Linked DNA regions of Mus musculus: region 1 is linked to region 2. Evidence: chromatin contacts called from ENCODE Hi-C or POLR2A ChIA-PET data. All regions are on one chromosome and are shown on one strand. Each heading gives the region's core, a stretch centred on a gene start or an enhancer-like site at or near the end of the contact. The rest is flanking DNA. Distances are from core to core; before and after follow the strand shown. Region 1 holds the start of H2ac8 (H2A clustered histone 8). Region 2 holds the start of C230035I16Rik (RIKEN cDNA C230035I16 gene).

The links. A loop is a pair of places that touch in the nucleus more often than their neighbours do. ChIA-PET counts read pairs that join two places held with the same protein, here RNA polymerase II (POLR2A).
Region 1: POLR2A ChIA-PET joins it to region 2 with 19 read pairs in embryonic stem cell. The contact joins the promoter of H2ac8 here to the promoter of C230035I16Rik in region 2. A Hi-C loop is called at or near these places in 2 of 37 maps with a recorded cell type or tissue (heart and v-Abl transformed pro-B cells). POLR2A ChIA-PET finds 5 or more read pairs at or near these places in 4 of 5 experiments (Patski and embryonic stem cell).

What each region holds. Positions count from the first base shown.
Region 1 is chr13:23,569,856-23,575,339 of GRCm38, forward strand. It overlaps H2ac8 (H2A clustered histone 8), which reads right to left and starts at 1,365. Exons shown (of 1, transcript NM_178187.4): 1 at 808-1,365. The coding sequence starts at 1,253. The coding sequence ends at 861. It overlaps H2bc8 (H2B clustered histone 8), which reads left to right and starts at 1,545. Exons shown (of 1, transcript NM_178196.4): 1 at 1,545-2,008. The coding sequence starts at 1,578. The coding sequence ends at 1,958. H2bc7 (H2B clustered histone 7) reads right to left here and starts at 4,352. Exons shown (of 1, transcript NM_178195.3): 1 at 3,905-4,352. The coding sequence starts at 4,335. The coding sequence ends at 3,955. It overlaps H2ac7 (H2A clustered histone 7), which reads left to right and starts at 4,526. Exons shown (of 1, transcript NM_178188.4): 1 at 4,526-5,060. The coding sequence starts at 4,616. The coding sequence ends at 5,008.
Region 2 is chr13:23,428,853-23,434,463 of GRCm38, forward strand. C230035I16Rik (RIKEN cDNA C230035I16 gene) reads right to left here and starts at 2,165. Exons shown (of 4, transcript NR_015492.1): 1 at 1,858-2,165; 2 at 1,377-1,500. It overlaps n-TAagc13 (a tRNA gene), which reads left to right and starts at 2,560; the gene lies at 2,560-2,632. n-TYgta7 (a tRNA gene) reads right to left here and starts at 4,225; the gene lies at 4,138-4,225. Gm40833 (a long non-coding RNA gene) reads right to left here. Exons shown (of 3, transcript XR_873170.2): 1 at 5,569-5,611; 2 at 4,779-4,836; 3 at 4,444-4,678.

The DNA of each region.
Region 1 (5,484 bases), core at 115-2,614, 140 kb after region 2:
GCATGTGGCAAAATACACCCTTTAACATAAGTTAAAAAAAAATAACTTGAAATATGCACATTAATGCAAGCAATGAGTATTAAGTAGTAGTTGAACAGTACTTTGCCATCTCAGACTTCATTTTTTAGTACTTCTACTTTTTAAGTTCCAGTCTTTGAACTGCTCAACTTTCACAAATAATGAAATAGAATTAATCAAGATTGAATAATTAAAACAAATCAAGTTCACTTTAGTTTTAATGAATACTGGCTTTGAGTCTTTTTTTTTTTTTTTTCTGAAGCCAAAAGCCCTTTAGCCTGCATTGGCTGGGCATAGTGGTCAAGCCTTTAATCCTACCAAAAGGAAGGTAGAGGCAGGATCTCTGTGAGATTGAAGCCAGTTTGAACAACTTAATGAGTTCCAAGACAGCCGGAGCTACTAGTTAAGACGCTGCCTAGAAAATAAAACCCAAAATCAAAAGCAACCCTCCATGTCATTAGCAGGGCTTTACCTACCCTATTGTGTCAGAACGTTATGTGCACAGTAACATGTGCAGAACATTTTAACCATGTTGCCAAATAATTACAATTCTGTTGTTTCATGGAAATTGATACTCTTGGCATAAAAGTAACTTCACGGTCATTTTGCTCATATGCACACATGTCCTAGTGGGCAATCTTATGAATCTGAAAAAAATTGACCCATTTATTGGAGAAGCTGGGGGACAATTGACAGGTTGAATTTTCTTATGCCATTGAATACAAATCGGAAATTTTAGTCCTAAATCCACTTAAGGCTTATAGTATTTCAGCACTTTACTGAATTAAGTGAATGGCTCTGAAAAGAGCCTTTGTTTTTTTTACGAGATTAGAAGAAAGATCTTATTTCCCCTTGGCCTTGTGGTGGCTCTCGGTCTTCTTGGGCAGCAGCACGGCCTGGATGTTGGGCAGGACGCCGCCCTGCGCGATGGTCACGCGGCCCAGCAGCTTGTTGAGCTCCTCGTCGTTGCGGATGGCCAGCTGCAGGTGGCGCGGGATGATGCGCGTCTTCTTGTTGTCGCGGGCCGCGTTGCCCGCCAGCTCCAGGATCTCGGCCGTCAGGTACTCCAGCACGGCCGCCAGGTACACCGGGGCGCCGGCGCCCACGCGCTCCGAGTAGTTGCCTTTGCGGAGCAGCCGGTGCACGCGGCCCACGGGAAACTGCAGGCCGGCCCGGGAGGAGCGGGTCTTGGCCTTGGCGCGAGCCTTGCCACCCTGTTTGCCACGTCCAGACATTGACGCAAGAAGGTAGGAAATTATAATTGCAAAGAATTACAACGAAGCGGTACTAAAAGGCCAGACGAGAAGCTACTTATACTCGTACATGGAAGTGGAAAAGCTGATGTGTGATTGGTTAAAACTATCTTTCCTCTGCAGCCAATAAGGAAAGAGGTACAATACAATCTAATTTGGGTAATGGTGTCACTAACTGGCCTTCAAATCAGAGTTGACTACTTTTGAGTCCCTTATTTGCATAGAACCTCTATAAAATGGCAAGAACGAAGCTTCTCCCACATCTCATTTCCTGTTTTATCTTTCTCTTTGTTGCTTGTTTCTACCATGCCCGAGCCTGCGAAGTCCGCTCCTGCCCCGAAGAAGGGCTCCAAGAAGGCCGTGACCAAGGCCCAGAAGAAGGACGGCAAGAAGCGCAAGCGCAGCCGCAAGGAGAGCTACTCGGTGTACGTGTACAAGGTGCTGAAGCAAGTGCACCCCGACACCGGCATCTCCTCCAAGGCCATGGGCATCATGAACTCGTTCGTGAACGACATCTTCGAGCGCATCGCGGGCGAGGCGTCCCGCCTGGCGCATTACAACAAGCGCTCGACCATCACGTCCCGGGAGATCCAGACGGCCGTGCGCCTGCTGCTGCCCGGGGAGCTGGCCAAGCACGCCGTGTCGGAGGGCACCAAGGCTGTCACTAAGTACACCAGCTCCAAGTGAGTTCATTTAACTCACACTCCTAACCCAAAGGCTCTTTTCAGAGCCACCCATACTGTCACTTTAAGTGCTTTGTAATGCTTGGCTTTTGTATTATAACGCTGGGAAATGACACAATATTAGCTAAGTGTATGTTAGTGTGAAGAATATGTTTGCCTCAGTGTAACCAACGCGCTGCCAGATACACTATCAATTTGTAAACTACACAGTAACTACCTTTTGAGAGCTGATTGATGGCTTCAGTCCTTAGATTTTCTTCTCCAGAGTGCATAAGAAGTGGAATGAAATTTTCAAGTTTTCTCTTCATTATTTCAACTATTCCCTTTCAGATGTGATTACATTGTACGAAGGGAGTGCTAGGATAGGTTTTTATGGCATTGTTTTTTTATGACCAATGAGGTAACCAACAGAGGCTAACATTGATGCCAGTGTAATTCTAAACTGCCAGCATCACTCTCCCATTAAAACACTAAAGAAAAGTGTAATTCTAGTATTAACATCAGTAAATTTTGAACCTGTGAGAATACATTATAAAACTGCATTTTAAATTTTAATAAGTCTCAATGAAGGTTATGCTTTGATCTAAGCCAAGTGAGGATCCAAAGTTGCTTTCAGATGTTCTAAGCTGCTCTCTCCTTGATGCTTCCTTTAGTTTCAAGGCAATTGATTGCAGTTATATCTTTTGCTTAGTCACTACCCTGTGTTCCAGTTTCCTCTTCTACTGTTAAATGTTCAAGCAATTGCATATTAGATGAGATCTGTGACAATATCCTAAAGTCTGGAATAAGTTGTATTGCTTAAATTTCTCATAGTAGATGAAAACATGCTCTTTTGTTTGGACAGTCTACCAGTTCATCCAGGTATGGCAATTCCTATCCAGCATCATGAATCACAATGTAGATTCCGACAGCTAACTTCTCAAAGAGAAAGCAAATAGGAACACGTTTCTTGATAAGTTTCAGAAACTTCTACTTCTATAAAGCTAATACACTAGAAGCTTAATTCAAAAAAATACTGTAGGAAAACCTCAAGTTGGCACAATCCAGTAGTTAGTGCCAGTTTCTGGGGGAGAGGCCAGATTCTGAAGTTAAGGTCATACTAGCTACATGAGGCTAATATATTTGTGCATGTGTGTATAATCCAACTGACATGAACCCACAAAAAGGTTAGAAATTAACCACTTCATATTTCACTTACAAGATTTTTTACAAATTGGGGGAAAAGGTGATGTCTAGACTACTTAGGAATCTCAAAGCATGCCATATGCTATTCACTATAGTTGGAAACAATAAAATTCTTCACATTTACTGAAAGAGTAGTAAACTCAGTGCTCCAAGGTATGCTAATCATAAAACAGATATCAAGATTCCTTCCTCCACCCACGTGCTTTCTGGGTTCAAAGAGTGTTCATTCAAAGAAAGTCACCCTGACCCACCCTGACCATTGCTGGAACCCACTATGCAAAGGTGCTATTGCTAGGGGCTCTTAGATTGTTAGGGGCTCTTAGAAACTGTGACTTTGTACTTCTTTGTGACTCTTAACTGGTATTTTTGGTATTTTCTAACAACGCCCTCCCCACCTCCTTGAGTTGTGGTTCCTTCCTTTGAATACCCCCTTACTCAGCTACTCGGGGCGCCACGGTCCTCTACCCCTGGGTGGTGTATGACCGTGGGCCCGAGACTGCTCTTGAATAAAAATCCTCTTGCAATTTGCAGCAAGACCGTTTCTCGTTGATTTTGGGGTGTCGCCTCTCCTGAGTCAGAAGGTGGTGGAGTCCTCACGTTGTGGGTCTTTCATTACGCCAATGAATTTACAGGCACGTCTTTTTTTTTTTCTACACAGAACATAAAAGTAACAACTGTTACTAAGTATCAACATCCAATGTTACAATTTTTCTTGGAGGATTAAACAGTATTCGGTGTCTGGCAACAGCTCCCTTTTTGAAAGGGTAGGTGGCTCTGAAAAGAGCCTTTGGGTTAGGAGTGTGTGTTAAAGGAACTCACTTGGAGCTGGTGTACTTGGTGACAGCCTTGGTGCCCTCCGACACGGCGTGCTTGGCCAGCTCCCCGGGCAGCAGCAGGCGCACGGCCGTCTGGATCTCCCGGGACGTGATGGTCGAGCGCTTGTTGTAATGCGCCAGGCGGGAAGCCTCGCTCGCGATGCGCTCGAAGATGTCGTTCACAAACGAGTTCATGATGCCCATGGCCTTGGAGGAGATGCCGGTGTCGGGGTGCACTTGCTTCAGCACCTTGTACACGTACACCGAGTAGCTCTCCTTGCGGCTGCGCTTGCGCTTCTTGCCGTCCTTCTTCTGGGCCTTGGTCACGGCCTTCTTGGAGCCCTTCTTCGGGGCGGGAGCGGACTTAGCAGGCTCAGGCATGGTTGGTGAGAATTTCTGGAACTTTCACGGAGGCAACTGGTCTTGTCTAGTTGATGAGGTCTTATTCAAATGAGGGATGTGAAAGGGCACCTTTGATTGGTTTATGACGGATGGCATACGAAGTCTTGCCCAATCAACGTGCGCCCCGAATGCTTCTCATTGGTCTAGGAAAAAAGACGTCAGCCAATGGCATAGGTCCTTTTTCGCGCCCAGCGAATAATATAAAGGCTACGTTCTTGTTTCAAAACCATTAGTTCTTAGTAACTGCTTAATCTGTACAATGTCTGGACGCGGCAAACAGGGTGGCAAGGCTCGCGCCAAGGCCAAGACCCGCTCCTCCCGGGCCGGCCTGCAGTTCCCCGTGGGCCGCGTGCACCGGCTGCTCCGCAAGGGCAACTACTCGGAGCGCGTGGGCGCCGGCGCCCCGGTGTACCTGGCGGCCGTGCTGGAGTACCTGACGGCCGAGATCCTGGAGCTGGCGGGCAACGCGGCCCGCGACAACAAGAAGACGCGCATCATCCCGCGCCACCTGCAGCTGGCCATCCGCAACGACGAGGAGCTCAACAAGCTGCTGGGCCGCGTGACCATCGCGCAGGGCGGCGTCCTGCCCAACATCCAGGCCGTGCTGCTGCCCAAGAAGACCGAGAGCCACCACAAGGCCAAGGGGAAATAAGATTGGTCTTCTGAACTTGTATAAAAACAAAGGCTCTTTTCAGAGCCATCCACTTCGTCATTTAAAAGAGCCATTTGCTGCATTTTCCAATGAAATATTAACCGTGATGTAATCACTGTCATTTGTCTTATCTTACAATATGAAATTTTCACTAGTATACCAAATAAGATTTTAATTACCAAGCATCATTTGTTAGGATTCTTATAATTATTTTTATTACATGTTTCCTGATTGTTCTCACCTTTAGTATTTGGCCTTTTTTTTTAAATTAGGACAAACTGGAATTTCGTTAAGTATATTTGTTATGAGTAGTACAAAAGTGGCTTCATAGTGTTCTGCCTTGTCACTCCAACTGAAAATTGTAGCAGTAGCCTTTTTTTCCTTTGCCCTTCTATACAAAATATACACTTACTGTTTTTAGGAAAAAGTTCTCATTTATCTAGGTAAAACGCGTGTTTAAAATTACTCCTTTACTG
Region 2 (5,611 bases), core at 915-3,414:
TATATATACTCATATACTCTGCAATAGTGTATATACTGTCTATATATTCTGCTCTACTGAGCTATTGAAAGATATATGTAGTATATACATAGTAATATTATATGGTCTCGATTTTGCTTTGTTGATGTTATAACTAGGTGTTCTCAAACATTGGATATATTCTATATAGTGATGCTCATGGTTTCCTGAGTATATATAAAAAACAAGAAAGACAAAAAAACTAGTAAGATTCCCTGTCCTTGACCCTTTCCTAGACGTTCTGTAGCCGCCCTGTCCTTTCTGATTACCTCCTTTCTCTTAGATTTATCTAGATTTGCTAGATAAATGATATGGTTACATCAAGTACAAGACCACCAGGGAAGCCAGTTGTGGGTTGTAGACAGCCATGGCCAGTGTATTTTGGTGCTTGGGTATTTCTTCCTGAAAGTCAGGATGTGGCACCATTTAGCAAATGCCGAAACTTCAGTGTGAATTTTAAGATATTCCTCATCTTCGACCACAACTGAGCATTTGGGAAGTTAACAACCAGTCCAGTATTACTGGAACCCAAAAATTTGTTCCTGCTGGAAACCTCTTACAGCGAGTGTAGTCACACAGCAGATGGATCTGAGCCTTGGAAATGGGCTAGTCTTTTGATCCTGTTCCATGCCTACACTTCTCAGTCATTTGAAGGATAAATAGAGGTCAGATTGGGCAGATTCTGTCTGATAAGAAGGAAGAATCTAGACAGTGGTGAGTGTCAGCTCAAGTCTGACTATAAGAGGAATAACAGTGGGTTTCGTTATACAATTTCAGCATGTGAAATTTAAAATCTCTTATGTGGAGGGAGTTTCTTCCCACAGAAAACCATTCTCTTTTTGTCAACCCTGACTGTAATAAATAAGCAAAAGAGAAAAGCTAGTGTTGCGGGTGGTCTAAAGTCCCTGGAAAGACCTCGTATGGGCTTTTTGCACAGTTCAGAGACATGGGGTCAAATTTCGGGATGTGTGTTTCTTTTTCTTTTATTTCCTTTCCCTATTTGTTTATTCATTTATTTCTTCATATTTACAGGACTTGTTTTCTAGCTCTGACTAGCTGGTATTCATGAAGCTATCCAGGCAGGCCTCCAACTCACCCCCACCACCCACCCCCGCTGCTGAGATACACCACCCCACAGCTGGCTCTAGAATCACTGACTTAAATGTTTCACTTTCTCTCTTTTAGTTCTAATTATCTTGCTCCGATTTTATTGAGTTTTAAAGAAATAAACATTAAGCCCACAAGCAGAAGTCTTTTTGACGAACTTTCAAAAGAAGAGGCAATTGGACTTGTGCTTGTCTGCTCGAGACCTCACCACAGCCTTATCTGGAACCTGGAACGGGAACCTGGAACCACACCTGATACTGGCACTCCGTAAATCCAAAAGGAAAAGGACAAGTTTGCATTCTCCCTTTTTGCAAATTTTTTTTTAGGCCAAAATCATATATGTATCCACTTCTAATCGAAGGTAATGGAACGTTTCTGAAAGAAAGCAGAAGGATCATGACTCCGGGGTCATCTTCAACTACACAGTGAATTTCGGGCCATGGCTCTACCTCAACAAAATTACCAGTTTCTCGATATTTTCTTTGGAAAAATTAATTTTGAAACTCCTCGAAACAGTGCCTGCAGGGAAGAGAAATTAACCAGGACAGACCCTTTCACTTTTGGCCATGTGGCCTCCGGCAGTGATTTTAAAAAAAGAAGAAAAAAAGAAAGGAAGGAAGAGAAGAAAGGAAAGAGAAAGAAAGAGAAAGGAAAAAAAGGAAAAGAAAAAGAAAAAAAGAAAAAGAAAAAGAAAAAGAAAAAAGGAAGAAAACAGCCAGACAAAGGACTGACCTTGATGAGCGAGCCTTCTGGAGCCGTAGAGACCAAAGAATCGATTTCTGGATACTGTCGTAAAAGTTAGAGGACCTGAGGGATGTGAGGATTGGTGCAGACCAAGGAGTGAGTCAAAGTCGAGCCCAGGGAACTAGATTGCTTTTCTCGGCCGAATGTTTAATTCCCATCTGGCATCTGGATTCTGTGCACAAGGTCCCAGCACCGTTGTTTCCGTGCTCTCCGCGTCCTGGTCCATTTGTACGCACCCCTGTGCGATTCCCAGAACTGGCGGTACCGTCTTTCATTTATAGAGGGCGCAAGTAACCCCGGGACTGTTCCGTGACAACCAAGCCACAATCTCACTTTTTGCTATGTAAAACAAGATGGCCTCAAAGAGGGGGCAATTCTCCTGCCTTAGGACTTCTTTCTTCCCCTTCCCTGCAGTTCTGGGATTATAAAACACCAACCCTAACTCAGGAAACTCTTTCTTAAATACTCCATTTTACTTTCTCCACTTCAGTTTTTATCATCTTGTTCGGATTTTATTAGACATAAAAAAAATCATATCAACAAACACACTAACACCCCCTCCACCCCACCCCCACCCCCACCCCACTCCCACTCCCACAATTTCTGTTTGATGAGCTGAAAATAACAGCGAGCATTGAATTACATCCAGTTATCAAAAGGGAGTAAGGTAGCAGCCACTTACCATCAGAAGGGGAATTAGCTCAAATGGTAGAGCGCTCGCTTAGCATGCGAGAGGTAGCGGGATCGATGCCCGCATTCTCCAGTTTTGCATTTATGCCTGTTTCTTTTCCCATCATACCCTGCTAGAACAAGAACAACCAAATCCGTTACTTCTAACCTCTATAGTTAAATTTCAGAAGTTCTCTCAGCAACCCGGAAGGGCCTAGTTCCTACCACACACTGTTCTCCAGGAAATGGCTTGGAGCTCTGGAGTTGGTATTTCCTGTTTTCCTATCAAGTTCTCACAGCTTTCCCTTTGTTAACGCGCAAACGCGTTCCCTTTGTTGAGACAGGGAAGCGTATATAGCGGTGTTTGGATCTAGGTCGTTTGCTTTTTTTGTTTCAGTTCAGTTACCGGCACTGGAATATCCCGGAATACAGCCCAAGATATGGAAAGAAATGTAGGACCAGCTCTTGTGGGTTGGAACTTACTGTGCCTTGCAGAAACGCCTAGTCCAGGACTATCTAATATATTTTATATCCGAGGCCCAAACGTTATCTTTAAAGAAAAAAATTGAACTATTTTCTATCTTTCTGAAAATTATTTGCTTAGAGAAAAGTTCTGACACATGGGATGGAAGGTACAAGAAATTGCAAGCACAAAAACCCTTGTACAACTTTCGATATGTTGAACTGAAATCTTTGTCAATTACTTTGTCTTACTTAATATTAATCTCTCATTGACACGATTCTACAGGTAACTGATTTTGAGAGCAGGAGTAACGCAGTTTAAAAGGATTAGCACAAAATTAGCAAATATGCGCTACTGATAGGTGAGATTTTCTTTCTTTTTTTTTCTTTTCTTTTTTTATTTTTCGAGACAGGGTTTCTCTGTATTTTCTTTGAACTAAATCTCCTCTTGCATTTCTCCCCTAAAACTGCCATTCCGTTTCCAGCAATGCCATTTGTTTTGTTTTGTTTTGTTTTGTTTTGTTTGTTTTTTAAGAGAAACGCTCTAGCAGCGTTTTAAAGCCCTTGCAGCACATTAAAATCGCCTGTATAACTTTTTAAATTCGCATCCCCTAGGTTGTAAAATGTCTCCAGGTCATTCTGATTTACACCAATTTCCCCCCAGACTCTTGAAACAAAACCATCGTAACATAGTTAAACCAAAAGCTTGAAGGAACAGGATTTTCCTCCTGCCGTGAGGTGATAGGAAGATGCCTACTGAGAAACTTGAGCCTGAGGTCCAGCTGCTGAGAACGCTCTGACTACTGGAGGGCGCGCGTGCCCCACCGATTAACCACAGGACCTGTATTCACTCTCGGCCACTGGGCGGGTTCAGGAGCACACCCGGCCCCAAACCTCGTGTCTACAGGTCGTCGCCGGCCCCTTTATTCCAGGGCACAAGGATCTCCAGGGGTGGGGTTATGTGATCTATGACGTCAAAGCCTGCTTGGAAGTATTAAAAACTATTACAGAGAACAAATTATAAAATCTACAGTCACTACTTTGCACATCGAGAGTAGTATTGAGGTCAGTCAAATACGAAAAGTCCCGCTCAATTCTTTCGGAAACGAGCTCCCAGACGCTAAAAAAAACAAGGGTTCCTTCGAGCCGGATTCGAACCAGCGACCTAAGGATTTCTAGAACAATGACCTACAGTCCTCCGCTCTACCAACTGAGCTATCGAAGGATCCACGTGTACTTGCTTCCCTACTTGGGATGCCATCTCTGCGTGATGGTTAGAGTTGTATCAATCATTGTGCAAGTAACAGCTGCCTCTTACTTTTTAGTTTGCATTTATTCATTCTCTTATTTTATTTCAGTATCTCTTCAGAGCCAAATTTCTGTGACTTGGCCCCTGAAGAAAACGGAAGTTTGAAAACCAAGGAAACAGAAGCAAAATTATTAAGGGCTTTGAGAGGACCAACTTTTATTGCGAATTTAAACAGCTCGTTTGCCCCTGTTTGTCAGCAAGATTTGAGACATGTTAGTCTGTAGTTGCAGCAAAATTCTATGGTTGGTCCGGATGTGGTTGAATACACTTTTAATCCCAAAGCCAGGGAGTCGGGAGCAGTGAGATCTTAGTGAACTCCAGCCACAGCCTGTTCCACATAGTGAGTTTAGGGCCAGCCAAAGTAAAAGCCTGTGTAAACAAACAAACAAACAAACAAACAAGCAAAGGTGAGAAAGGATAGAATAAGATAAAGATGAATAAAAATAAGACTATGGGAGGAGAAACATACCAAAACGTCCTTTAACTGACATTGGTCTTTGTCGATTAACAAGGAGACCACATTAGCTCTTAATTAAAAAAAAAAAAAAAAAAAGACTGTCAAGATGAAATTAATATAGTTTTAAATTATCAGTCTCCATGCTGGGTTCAAGTAGGATTCAAATGCAAATTAATTTGATGGTATTAGAATTCCTTTCGGCTTCCCTGAGTTCATGAGGAACTCCAAATGACTCTTACTCTTCCTTACTCACGACAGACACATCGGACATCAGAAATCTGTCTTATTATTCTTCAGAGCCTACTAAAGATCGTTGTGTTGCTGTACATTGGAGTCACACACATAGGCAAACAATCCCCCACCAGTGGACTAGCAGTGTCCACTCCCCTGTAGTACAATGAAAGAGTTCTCTGCTATTGTTCAGTGTTTGTGGGATTTTGTTGTTCTGTTTGTTTCCCTGAGCAAGAATAAAAAGCAGACTATTAATCACTTAGTTGAGGACTAACCTCTTCATGTCTTCAAGAAATATCGGAGTAAATTGAATATAACATTCTCTTTCCCAACCCCAGCTGACTGAATGGGTTATCTTATTTTAGCTTATTACAGATGTATTTAATATTGTCCATTTTGTTCAAATGTACTTTCACAGGCTCAATTCCATGATTGTTAATCTAAAAGGAGAACTTGCAAAAATAATAAATACATTCTTGAAAGAATACTCCTCCTCCCCCCCCTCTTCTTCCTCCTCCTCGGCTTCGCATTATTCACCAAAGCATAAATTGAAGGGTGACCCCACTGTTACCACTTGTAGATGAATGCAGGCCCCTGATCAACAGCCCTGTCCT